Regions from separate parts of the Homo sapiens genome. Here region 1 is linked to region 2. Evidence: chromatin contacts called from ENCODE Hi-C or POLR2A ChIA-PET data. All regions are on one chromosome and are shown on one strand. The core of a region is the stretch at or near the end of the contact, and the rest is flanking DNA. Distances in the headings are between cores, read along the strand shown. Region 1 overlaps TWSG1 (twisted gastrulation BMP signaling modulator 1). Region 2 has its middle 31 kb from the start of NDUFV2.

What was found. Hi-C counts contacts between places; a loop is a spot of excess contacts on that map. ChIA-PET counts read pairs that join two places held with the same protein, here RNA polymerase II (POLR2A). Pooled maps may share reads with other maps.
Region 1: a map of endothelial cell of umbilical vein shows a loop between it and region 2 (2.4-fold over the local background). The contact joins two enhancer-like sites. A Hi-C loop is called at or near these places in 1 of 168 maps with a recorded cell type or tissue (endothelial cell of umbilical vein), 5 of 37 single-sample maps with no recorded cell type and 10 of 50 pooled maps. POLR2A ChIA-PET finds 5 or more read pairs at or near these places in 4 of 52 experiments (activated CD4-positive, alpha-beta T cell, activated CD8-positive, alpha-beta memory T cell, endothelial cell of umbilical vein and 1 more).

The regions. Positions count from the first base shown.
Region 1 is chr18:9,398,601-9,404,711 of GRCh38, forward strand. It overlaps TWSG1 (twisted gastrulation BMP signaling modulator 1), which reads left to right. Exons shown (of 5, transcript NM_020648.6): 5 at 746-3,820. The coding sequence ends at 927. It overlaps LOC105371980 (a long non-coding RNA gene), which reads left to right and starts at 5,793. Exons shown (of 3, transcript XR_001753550.2): 1 at 5,793-6,111. Within about 2 kb of position 1,859, at least 2 of the 41 ENCODE cell types and tissues checked have a DNase peak (open chromatin) inside an H3K27ac peak, as active enhancers do.
Region 2 is chr18:9,068,479-9,075,263 of GRCh38, forward strand. No RefSeq gene overlaps it. Among named protein-coding and RNA genes, the nearest start is that of NDUFV2, 31 kb to the right of the region's middle. Within about 2 kb of position 1,338, at least 3 of the 41 ENCODE cell types and tissues checked have a DNase peak (open chromatin) inside an H3K27ac peak, as active enhancers do.

The DNA of each region.
Region 1 (6,111 bases), core at 609-3,108, 330 kb after region 2:
GTACCCACCACCATGCCCGGTTAATTTTTTTAATTTTTAGTAGAGACAGGGTTTCGCCATGTTAGCCAGGCTGGTTGCAAACTCCTGGCCTCAGGTGATCCACCTGCCTCGGCCTCCCAAAGTGTTGGGATTACAGGCTTGAGCTACCATGCCTGGCCTGCATTTGCAGTTCTGTTTGTTGTCTGTTTTTAACTTATGGATCTATCATTTTCTACTTAGTTCTGTGGATTCTCTGATTCCTCTACTAAAAATATAAAAATTAGCCAGCTGTGGTGGTGCATGCTTGTAATCCCAGCTACTCGGGAGACTGAGGCAGAGAATCACTTGAACCTGGGAGGCGGAGGCTGCAGTGAGCCAAGATCACACCACTGCACTCCAGCCTGGGTGGCAGAGTGAGACTCCATCTCAAAAAAAAAAAGGAAATGCCCAGTTTAAAAGCACAGCTGTATAACATAGCAAATGTTTTTAAGCCCAATAATCCAACTTTTCGATCAAAGCCTGAAATCTAATAAAAGAAGCTAAGGAAGCCCTTTGCCTTCTTCAGATGGAGTGGGAGAATCTGACTTCCTTCTCAACATAATTAATAAATGAAGATCTTTTTTCCTGTACCTCATCTTTGTCATGTACAGACCAGTAATAAGAGAACCAAGATAAATAACTGTTAATATTCAACTAGGTAATAAAGCATTTTATTTTTTTGTTTTTCTTCTTTCTTGCCCTGAAATCTTAAATTTTTGTTTTTCAGAACACATGTGTACTGTGGTTTATTTTGATGACTGCATGTCCATACATCAGTGTAAAATATCCTGTGAGTCCATGGGAGCATCCAAATATCGCTGGTTTCATAATGCCTGCTGCGAGTGCATTGGTCCAGAATGTATTGACTATGGTAGTAAAACTGTCAAATGTATGAACTGCATGTTTTAAAGAAGACAAATGCAAACCAAAGCAACTTAGTAAAATAATAGGTATAAAAAGTTATTCTGTAAGTCTGTTGGTTGTATCTTGTATCAGAATCCCAGTAAGTTAAGTTGTAAAGACTTTGGAATAAGTTTCTTTTAAAAATATGACATAGCCAGTGATGTGTTTAATTATATAACTGTTCTTACTGATTTTATTGCCCCCTAGCAATAAGCCCTTTCCTTTGAATACATGTACAACTTTGGTCATATGAGAAGCAGGTGCGCAGAGAATTCCTTGAAAGATCTGAGGTTTTTAACATGAAGTCTGACGTGGTTTTCCTCTAGCATTCCAAAAGGTTTTTGCTTTGAAAGTGTTAGCAGAAGCATGTTGATGTGAATTATGATTTCTTCATGTGCTACTGTTAGCACACTGAGTTTTTATAGTTGCACATCATTCCTCATTGTGCCTTGTTTTATCCATTTTATAAATAGAGTAGATATTTGATATACCACTCTGATAACTCATATAAAAATATCATCATAAAAAGCTTAATTTCATCCCTTTTATGTTGGTTTTAAAAGGTAAATGCTTACCATATTTTATAATTGAGAACTCTTACATAGTAGAATCCATTCTATAATACATGTGTTGACAAAGCTTTAGAGAAAGTTTCCTATTCTCTTCCATTTCCCCTGCCCAAAGTGCTGACATAGGCAGTGATGAAGAATCTTTACCAAGATTTTCAGGGTGTACCTATGAAATTGCTTTAAATGCACTGCTGGTGTAAATAATTAGCAAGCAAAGCGTTTCTGTGACTTCAGGTACCAGCTTAAAGAGCACTAGGGATGGGGAACGAATGCCAAATCAGACTCCACCTAGAGCACCAGGAAACAGCTTGTACCCTGGTAGGGAAATGGTGTTGCTGAAAGGGGAGGCTGAGCCAGTGCGAGACTGAACTTGTGCAGCCTTAGCCAAGACAAAGCAGTGTTTTTCAGCAGACGGCTGATGGGACAGGAATTGAAGAAGAGAATTGACTCGTATGAACAGGACAGGGTGAAAATGCTGGGAATTATTATGGGAAACAAAACTATCTATGTTCATATTTTGTAATATTTCATTTGTTAAGTTTATATCTGGATATAATGTTCTTTTTAAACAAGTATAATCATATCGTCGGAGGTTAAGATTATGAAATTTTAGAATCTCTATTCAAGATGATGTTCACTCCAAATACACTACAGAATTTAGTCAACATTTTATATAATGTTTCAATAAATGTTTCTTTCAATAAAGATACTATGTGCCCTTCATAGTAATAAAATCTCAATCTTAAAGCATGAATCTAAAACATAAATATTTATATTACAGACTCAATTTTACAAAATTACTAATTGCTCTAGTGCATATTTGAACTACAAGCAACTTTTTAGGAATACCTCTTTATACGTCTACATATTTTAGTATATAAAAATAGATAATGCTCTTGGACACATTTTGTATTATTCATGATCTGAATAGTAGTTAGTTAAAAGATCATTTGTAATATTATGATCAACTGTTATAAATTAAGGTCTTAATACCTTTTCTGCTCTTTCAAATAACTCTAATGAATATTCAAGATATTTTAGCCTTTTAAAAAGTTGAGATTTAGCTCATGGATATATTTTTTGGTAGGGAAACATTAGGGTCTCCTTTTCTTCCTTTTACCTAGAATGCCTCATTTAAAAGTGCCTTGAAAACATTTAGCTCCCCTTCTTCATGAGCATCTGTAGAGCTGAAAGTATTCTGGAACTTTAGACAGAAAGCTGAAAGGAATCTGCAGTCTCCTGCTGCAGTTCAACTCTGCTGTTTTTCAGTCATTTCCTACTGTGAGTGGAGTGATGTTTGTGTGTGTGTTGGCAACATGCCTAATGTTTTCTTAATGATGACAACAAATATTTTAAAACTGCATTTATCATTTTTTAGGTCTTCATTAAATTTTAAAATGTAATATCTGTTTCCCACCCCCTACATTAGGAGGATAATTTCTTAAACCACATTGTTTTAATTGATTTTTCTTATCTTGATTTCTTTCATTAGAAACTATCCCTAAATGTAAAGATCTTTTGCCTTCAAATTTGGCTTATTTTTTCTGATTTATGAGGGTTTGAAAGAAAGAATTCACCTAAAAGATTCCATTTCCAGTTTTATAATGTATTTCAGGTTCTGAATAACAATATTTTTCCAAATTGAAAGTAAATATTCCAGAAGTTGATAGCCTGGTTAAAAGTTAGATCCTCTATTACCATTCTAAGCACATTCACTTCTATATTGAAGTTTTGGTAAAAATTCTTTTTTCTTTTTTAATAAAAAATTAGGTTATTACTTTTTTTATAACCAGATTTTTAAAGCACTAGGTTTTAAATCAGTGGGTATCATAAAAGCCATATATAAAAGATCCTTTCTTATAGTAAGACTTGTGCTTGTTAGCAGGTTTTTCTGTTAGTTTTTCCCCCATAACATTTAATTATTACTAAAATTGTATTTACAATAGTGGTGCCAAATCAAATGGTAATTTAAATAAAATCTATTCTGTGTTTATGTAGGGTGGTATAAAAAAGAGGTCTTCATTTAGACATGTGATTTCTAAAATTCCAGAAAGCAAAATTGATAAGATGTTAGAAATTTGGACCATTATTTATAATCAGGGTAGCATTAAAATGGAGAAAAGAAAGTTTTCTGAAAAAATGCAGTAAATATAAGCCACATTTCTAAAGTTTATTTTTATGAAAGCTTCTTTTAAGATTTTGAAATCTATTCTGCATTCCCAAGAGTTTATGTTTATTGTATTTTATATGATCTACAACATATAAAATTGTGTATTTTTCTTTGGTTGTCCCTATTAACAAAAAAGTATTTTAATAAAAAATTGAAATGAGTGAGTCATATTTTTTGTTAACTTCAGCATAGACATAAATTTGACATTCTGTCTAAAGAAGATAGTGTTTAAGTGATCAGCGGGCCGGGTGCGGTGTCACTTTGGGAGGCTGAGGTGGGCAAATCACTTGATCTCAGGAGTTCAAGACCAGCCTGGGCAACATGGTGAAACCTCGTCTTTACAAAAATAAAAAAATTATCCGGGCATGTTGATGAGAGGTGAAGCCACCTGGACTTCTTGTTTCGAGTGGGGACTTGGAGAACTTTTCTGTCTTACAAGAGGATTGTAAAATGCACCAATCAGTGCTCTGAAGCTAGCAAGAGCATTGTAAAATGCACCAATCAGTGCTCTGTAAAACACACCAATCAGCGCTCTGTAGCTAGCAAGAGGGTTGTAAAATGCACCAATCAGTGCTCTGTAAAACACACCAATCAGCAGGATCCTAAAAGTAGCCAATCGCAGAGAGGATTGAAAAAAGGGCACTCTGATAGGACAGAAACAGAACATGGTGGGGAGGGGCCAATAAGGGAATAAAAGCTAGCCACCCCAGCCAACAGCGGCAACCAGCTCGGGTCCCCTTCCACCCTGTGGAAGCTTTGTCCTTTTGCTCTTCACCATAAACCCTGCTATTGCTCTCTCTTTGGGTCCGTGCCATCTTTAAGAGTTGTAACACTCACTGAGAAGGTCTGCGGCTCCATTCTTGAAGTCAGCAAGACCACGAACCCACCAGCAGGAGCCAACTCCAGACACAGTAATTATGTGCCTGTAGTCCCACCTACTCTAGAGGCTGAGGTGGGAGGATCACTTGAGCCCAGGGAGGCGGAAGCTGCAGTGAGCCCTGATTGTGCCACTGCACCTCTGCCTGGGTGACAGAGCAAGACCCTGTCTTAAAAAACAAACAAACAAAAAAAACAATCAGCAAAGAATGTTCTTTTCTCAGGATGTCTCTACAGATTCTCTCAGAACAGATCTTAGAACATTTTGCTGTCTGCTTTTTCATATGCTTTATTCCAATATGGGGGAACCTTTTAAATGAATACTTTACTATTCTGCTTGCTCTGTGGGCCTTCAGATGCCAACCAACTTTATAAGAATGATCTAAAGGTTGCAAGGAGTTGCAGAAGGATCAAGGTAGGGAAAAACCTTTCTCAGCTCTCCCACAGGATACTGTTAGAATTGAGAGCCACAAACTGTGCTGCCATGGCAAAATCCACCTTATTTCAGAGTCCATGTTTTGGCAGCCTCGTGCCTGGGGGATCTAGAGAGGGGAAGAACTCAAGAGGACAGCCTGAGTGACTTAAGAAAGGAGCTGGGGCATTCGGAAGGTAGGATGAGTTTCAAGGACAGATACAACGTTTGACCAGGAAAGCTGTGCTTTTGCTGAAGGTGTCCACACAGCAGCTAGTCATGTGGACAGTCAGAGAGAGTGAAGCTGAGCTGGAAGGGGAGGCATCCAAGCCCAAGGCTCCAGGAGACATTGCAGACAACATGGCGCATCCGGCCCCATGGGGCTGCTCCAGACCTGGCAGGCACTGAGCTCAGTAAGCCAGGCAGACATGCCATTAGCGCCATTAGCTGGTGGGTGTTAGCCATTACAGCTCTTTGACCTTTGAGCTTTAACTAACCAGTAAAAAGTAAATGTGGGCCAGGCGCAGTGGCTCACGCCTGTAATCCCAACACTTTGGGAGGCGGAGGCGGGCAGATCACCTGAGGTTAGGAGTTCGAGACCAGCCTGGCCAACGTGGTGAAACCCCGTCTCTACTAAAAAATACAAAAATTAGCCAGGTGTGGTGGCACGTGCCTGTAATCCCAGCTACTCAGGAGGCTGAGGCAGGAGACTCGCTTGAAGCCGGGAAGCGGAGGTTGCAGTGAGCCGAGAATGCGCCGCTGCCCTCCAGCCTGGGCCACAAGAGTGAAACTCCGTCTCAATTAAAAAAAAAAAAAAAAAGTATGTTCTACCTCCTTTTATTTTAAAGTCTGCTTGAAGTGTGGAGTCAGCAACAACTCCAAGGTTTGGCTTTTGAGATGAGAATTCTCCGTGCAGATGCAAAGAGGAAAAGAATTCTGCCCCCTCCCAGTAATGCTGGGAAACCTGGAGTCCGCGCTGTGACTCACCGAATGACGCCTGGAGAGTGCAGGCGCCCCGCCAGTCAGGGAGACAGGACTTCCCTCACTGGGCTGAAGATAGCCCCTGAAGTTAGGCACAGTCACCGGCGAAATATCTTTATGGCAGAAATGTGTTTCCTGCCCGTCTAACTTAGGTACTTCCCTCTGCAGCCAGCGTAATCTTT
Region 2 (6,785 bases), core at 88-2,587:
CCTTTCTCCTCCAGTCTCTTATGTCCCTCCTCCTCCCACACCTTTACCATCAATGCCTTTTGCACCTGAGGTCTGCCTGCCTTCTATGACTCAGAAGGACATAAACTAAGGGAGAAGGTGATTTCCAGCAGATGAGCAGACAGTATTCCAGTGAGACTCATAAAGTGGTAAGCAACCTCTGTGCTTTGAAAACATTGTTAACTTAAAATGGAATACTAGACCATCATGGAGCTCATCGTGACACTGGCCACTGTGAAGCCAAATTTCAAGTACGGAAAGTCACCCAATACAGTGCAATGTCACTGCAATTTACACGATGTGATATGAGAGTCTGTACCAAGAAGGCTCCTCTGCCCCAAATTTCTTGCCTTTCATCCATTTGCCCCACAACTCACGGGTGTTAAAGGGCATAACATTTTAACTATAACTTAAGGGAAACTAACTTTTTTTGTTTTGTTTTGTTTTGTTTTGAGATGGAGTTTTGTTCTTGTTGCCCAGGCTGGAGTACGGTGGCACTATCTCAGCCCACTGCAACCTCCGCCTCCCGGGTTCAAGCTATTATCCTGATTCAGCCTCCTGAGTAGCTGAGATTACAGGCGTGTGCCACCACACCTGGCTATTTTTTGTATTTTTAGTAGAGACAGGGTTTCACCATGTTAGCTAGGTTGGTCCCAAACTCCTGACCTCAGGAGATCTACCCACCTCAGCCTCCCAAAGTGCTGGGATTACAGGCGTGAGCCACCACACCCGGCCAACTTCAACTTTTTAACTTTAACTTGAGCACCACTTTTCTGGTCCTTCGAAGGCAAAAAAATCTGAGGAGATATGAGTATAGCAACCTTTGGGACCGGCACGGTGACTTGTGCCTATAATCCTAGCGCTTTGTGAGGCCGAGGCGGAGGGATGGCTTGAGGCAGGAGTTCGAGGCTGTAGTGAACTATGATCACACCACAGCACTCTAGCCTGAGGGACAGAGCAAGACCTTCCCTAAAAAAAATAAATAAAATAATTTAAAAATTTTTTAAACTCAACCATTGGTATTTATGGATCACTTATAGTAGGTAGGATGTTTTCAAGGTCTCCACTACAGTGCCTGTGTGCTTTGATTCTTAAAGAACGCTGTGAATGGTAGGTATTATTTTCCAGTTTACAAATGAATTAACCCAGGCTTCAAAAGGTTTGATGATTTGCCTGAGGCCACACAGCTGGTAAGGGGCAGGCCATGGTTGCCTCACCAAGTCCCTGCCCCTAATGTTACTGGAAGTGGATCCATAACATAAAAACAGCCTCTGGTGTTTCTGTAGCCCTCGTTGGTCTTATAGACTGCTCGTTCATTTTCTCATTTCCTCACGGGACACCCCCTTGAGGAGGCAAGCTGGGGGTATTTTTAGCAATGGTTTGTCAGTTCCACTTCCTCTGGGATAAGCTGCAGCAGGTGGGCGAAGGAAGGAGGAAGCAGAGAGGGACGACTGAGGAGAGAGACCGCGTGGAAGGGAAGGCCGTCACTCCTCTCCAGGCCCGTCCCACTCACGCAGAACACTGTCCTGATATTTGGGCAGCAGGAGGGTGCCCTGCTTCGAGAAGGAAAATTACCAGGGACCCGTGTGCTCTGTGAAATATGTAAGGCTCTACACAAGGAAGGAAAGCAGTTCCACTGAGATTGGTAATAAATAACATAGTTGTAAACAGAGTAAGAGAATAGAGTTAAGGGTCTCGCCAGACTGCCCCAAAAACAAAAAAAGTCCTTGTTGGGGTTCAGGCTCAGCTGTAGGCTTTAAATTGTTTAGGGATATTTACAGTTCTAAGATATAGAAATCTAGGGCAATGAAGGCTCCTGCAACTATTTAAATGGTATCTGTGAATTAGTGATTTATATTATTTCTTTCTGTTTGTTTTTTTTTGAGACAGGATCTCACTCTGTGGCCCAGGCCGGAGTGCAGTGGTGCAATCATCAGTCACTGCAGCCTTGACGTCCCACCTCAGCCTCCTGAGTAGCTGGGACTACAGGCGTGAGCCACTGTGCCCGGCTAATTTTTATTTTTTGTAGAGACAGCGTCTCCCTATGTTGTGCAGGCTGGTGTCAAACTCCTGGGCTCAAGTGATTCTCCCACCTCAGCCTCCCAAAGTGCTGAGATGACAGGCATGAGCCGTGGCACCTGGCAACTCGTGCTATTTCTAATAGCTACTTATGTTGAGCACCTACCATGAGGTGGGCACATCACCTATTGGCTTCTCATTTTCAGATTAGGATGCTGAAGCTCAGCTAGCAAGTTTCTGCATTGAAATTCAAAACTAGGATTGTCTTGCTTGAATGGCTTTGCGTCATCATGATGGAACTTCCAGAGATCAGTCATATGTTACCCCAGCATCAAAGAGAAAAGAATAGACTGGACTGGCGAGCATAGAGTTCCCATTTATGTGCCTCAAATTCCATCCCATTTACTACCTTGGGCATTTTAACAGCCTTTTAAAGAAATATGGGCAGGCGCGGTGGCTCACACCTGTAATCCCAGCACTTTGGGAGGCCACGGTGGGTGGATCACCTGAGGTCGGGAGTTCAAGTCCAGCCTGACCAACATGGAGAAACCCCGTCTCTACTAAAAATACAAAAATTAGCCAGGTGTGGTTATGCATGCCTGTAATCCCAGCTACTCAGGAGGCTGAGGCAGGAGAATTGCTTGAACCTGGGAGGCGGAGGTTGCAGTGAGCTGAGATCACACCATTGCACTCCAGCCTGGGCAACAAGAGCAAAACTCCATCTCAAAAAAAAAAAAGAAAGGAAAGAAATATTTAGAAACTGGCCAGGCATGGTGGCTCGCTGTAATCCCAGCACTTTGGGAGGCCGAGGCGGGTGGATCACCCGAGGTCAGGAGTTCGAGACCAGCCTGACCAACACTCAAAATACAAAAATTAGCCAGGCGTGGTGGCGGGCACCTGTAGTCCCAGCTACTCAGGAGGTTGAGGCAGGAGAATCACTTAAACCTGGGAGGCAGAAGCTTCAGTGAACTGAGATAGTGCCACTGCACTCCAGCCTGGGTGAGAGAGCAGTACTCTGTCTCAAAAAAAAAAAAAAAAAAGGAAATATATATATATGATATATTCTATATCTAGAATATATATATAGAATATATCATTCTATATATAAAAACCTGTTTATATACAAGAAAACCTAATTCATTTGAAATACAAGGAGGATTTTAGCTTTAGTTTGATTTTTTAGAACAATAGAACAGAAGCTTCTAAACATTTTTGAACTTGACCTACAGAAAGAAAAGCCCTTTACATCATGCCTCAGTATACACAAATACACATGTGTGCAACAGAAGTTTCACAGAGCAACACTTACTCTACCTGTGAGAAGCACTCTGACATTTTGTTCTATTTTATTTTATTTTATTTATTTTTGAGACGGAGTCTCACTCTGTCACCCAGCTGGAGTGCAGTGGTGCAATCTTGTCTCACTGCAGCCTCCGCCTCCTAGGTTCAAGTGATCCTCCCACCTCAACCTCCCTAGTAGCTGAATTACAGACATGCACTACCACACCCAGCTAATTTTTGTATTTTTAGTAGAGACAGGGTTTCAGCAAGTTGGCCAGGTTGGTCTCGAACTGCTGATTTCAAGTGATCCACCCACCTTAGCCTCTCAAAGTGCTGGGATTACAGGCATGAGCCACCATGCCCAGCCCCTTCTGACATTTTAGATTCTAGTCTAATCTTTCTCTTTTTTTATTTTTGTTCATAGTCTTCCTTAATTATCTTTAAAAAAAAAAAAGTGGTAAAAACGTAACATGAGCTCCATCCTCTTCACAGGTTAAGTGTACAATACAATGTTGTAAACTATAGGCACAATGTTGCACAGCAGATCTCTAGAACTTATTCATCTTTAATAACTGAAATTGTATCCCCTTGAACAACTCCCCATTCCCCCTTCCCCAGCCTTCCCCAGTAGCAATCACCATTGTACTCCTGGCTTCCATGAGTTTGACTATTTTAGATATCTCCGGTAAGTGGGACCATACAGTGGAAAACAGTAAAGAGGTTCTTCAAATCATTTTTTATTTAATTAATTAATTAATTTATTTGTTGAGACACGGTCTCACTCAGTCACCCAGGCTGGAGTGCCATGGTGTGATCTGGGCTCACTGCACCCTCCATCTCCCAAGTTCAAGCGATTCTCCTGCCTCAGCCTCCCAAGGAGCTGGGATTCCAGGCATACACCACCACGCCCAGCTAATTTTTCTATTTTTACTAGAGACAGGGTTTCGACATGTTGGCCAGGCTGGTCTCGAACCCCTGACCTCAGGTGGTCCACCCGCCTCGGCCTCCCAAAGTGATGGGATTACAGGTGTGAGCCATCACGCCTGGCCTCTTCAAATCATTTCAAATAGATCTGGCCGGGTGTGGTGACTCACACCTGTAATCCCAGCACTTCGGGAGGCCGAGGCGGGCGGATCACCTGAGGTCAAGAGTTTGAGACCAGCCTGGCCAACATGGCAAAACCCTGTCTCTACTGAAAATACAAAAATTAGGCTGGGCTCAGTGGCCCACGCCTGTAATCCCAACACTTTGGGAGGCCAAGGTGGGCGGATCACGAGGTCAGGAGATCGAGACCAGCCTGGCCAACATGCTGAAACCCCGTCTCTACTGCAAATACAAAAATTAGCCAGGTGTGGTGGTGCGTGCCTGTAGTCTCAGCTACTCAGGAGGCTGAGACAGGATAATCACTTGAACTCAGGAAGCGGAGTTTGCAGTGAGCCGAGATCGAGCCACTGCACTCCAGCCTGAGTGACAGAGCAAGACTGCGTCTCAAATAAATAAATAAACAAATAAAATAGATCTTTCCTTTTTTTGATGCTGCTCATATTGATATCAGGATCCACTAATACGTTGTTTCTACAACAATGGAACCTGAAGCCTGGGTCTAGCATTGTTTTGCCTGAAATGACACAGTATAGTAATTAAAGGTTCAAAAGTAAATAGGAAAGACAGAGAAGGAGAAAAAGAGAAATTTAAAAACTTAATTACTGACGGCTACTCAGTGGAAATATTACCACCTTTATGCATTTTTAATTCTTGAAGAGATGCCATTTATAAATGCTGCTTATTTTTTCCTACAGGCTGATCGAAGATGATGAAATGCCACATTCGCTTCAGTAAACAGACATCTCAAAGTCCAAAGGAAACAAACTCAAAGGTTAGTTCATTTGTGTCTCAAATAATATTCATCAGCTGGTTTGCTAACTAGGGCAAGTCTCTCTGAAGCAAATGCACGAAGGAACGCGGGTATCATTATCCACTAGGTGGCAATATAGAACAGGAGTAGCCTTAGCCTTAGCCTGTTTACTGACACGTGGGTGGTGTGAACCGCAAAAGAATTTCGAAATCCAGGACTCCCCAGTAATTCACATGGATTCAGACTGAAAGTTTACTCAGCGCTCCTGGCATGTTTCTGCCCTTTCTTGGAACAGCCCTGAATTTCAGCTTCATTCTTGCTGACGGGCTGGTATTTAAAATTAGTAATATCCCTGGCTACTTCCTTGTGGCAATGTAGATGAACTGTTGCTGTGTAAAGTCAGAGCCATAGTGTTGCCTGTATTTATTAATGATCTACAAGGTAAGCATATGCCGTGAAGGTTTTATCTCTCGCCCCCTACCATCTAACAGCTTAAAAATACTGAGTTCCTCACATCATTCCCATTACTAACGATTTTCATATTTCTTTTATTTTTATTTTTATTTTTATTTTGAGACAGAGTCTCACTCTGTCGCCCAAGCTGGAGTGCAGTGGCACGATCTTGGCTCACTGCAACCTCTGCCTCCCGGGTTCAAGTGATCCTCCTTCCTCAGCCTCCCAAGTAGCTGGGACTACAGGCACGTGCCACCACACCCAGCTAATTTTTGTATTTTTAGTAGAGATGGGATTTCACCATGTTGGCCAGGATGGTCTCAATCTCTTGACCTCGTGATCTGCCCGCTTCGGCCTCCCAAAGTGCTGGGATTACAGGCGTGAGCCACCATGCCCAGCCCAATTTCTATATTTCTCAGTTGCTCTGCAAATTGTAAAGTCACTGGACATATTTGATTAACATTTTGGTTCTTGTTGTTCAACTGAAAAGGATGGTCTTCTCAAGTACATATTGGCAAGACATTTTCCCTGCAAGAACTAATAGTTGATAAGTTAGAAATGTATCATAAACAAAAATGTACATTTTATGCAATGTGATCATATTCTTTTGAAATAACCACATGTATGAGAGATTAAAATCCCCACAGGTAACGCTTGTTCATAAAATTTCTTTATATTAACTTAGAAGTTTTACTTATTTTATAATATTTTTTGAAGTAGCTAAAGAGAAGACATTTATAAATGATTTTCTCTTGCTAATTTATGACATTTTTATATCATCTGAATCTTTATGAATACATATTACTTTTACAAACAGAAAAATAAAAGTGTTTTGTTATAGAATAATACATAACTATGAGAGAAAAACATGAATTTTAGTATGGCACAACCTAGAAAGTTATTACTAATGAGTCACATAATTTAAGTGCTAAGTTCATCTTGACCATGAATTGCTGATTTTGGAAATATTTTTGAATTTAGGTCACTTCTACCTATTCTTATCTATAATTAAGCATTCTTCTCAAAGTAGAAAGATCAAGTTGCTCATTATTCTTACTGTGAATACAATTAGTAAGACACCTAATAGTAGCACTTTCAGTTGTTAAAAACAGCAAAACCAGTATATCTAATATTTTTTGTTATTCTTTACACCACACAG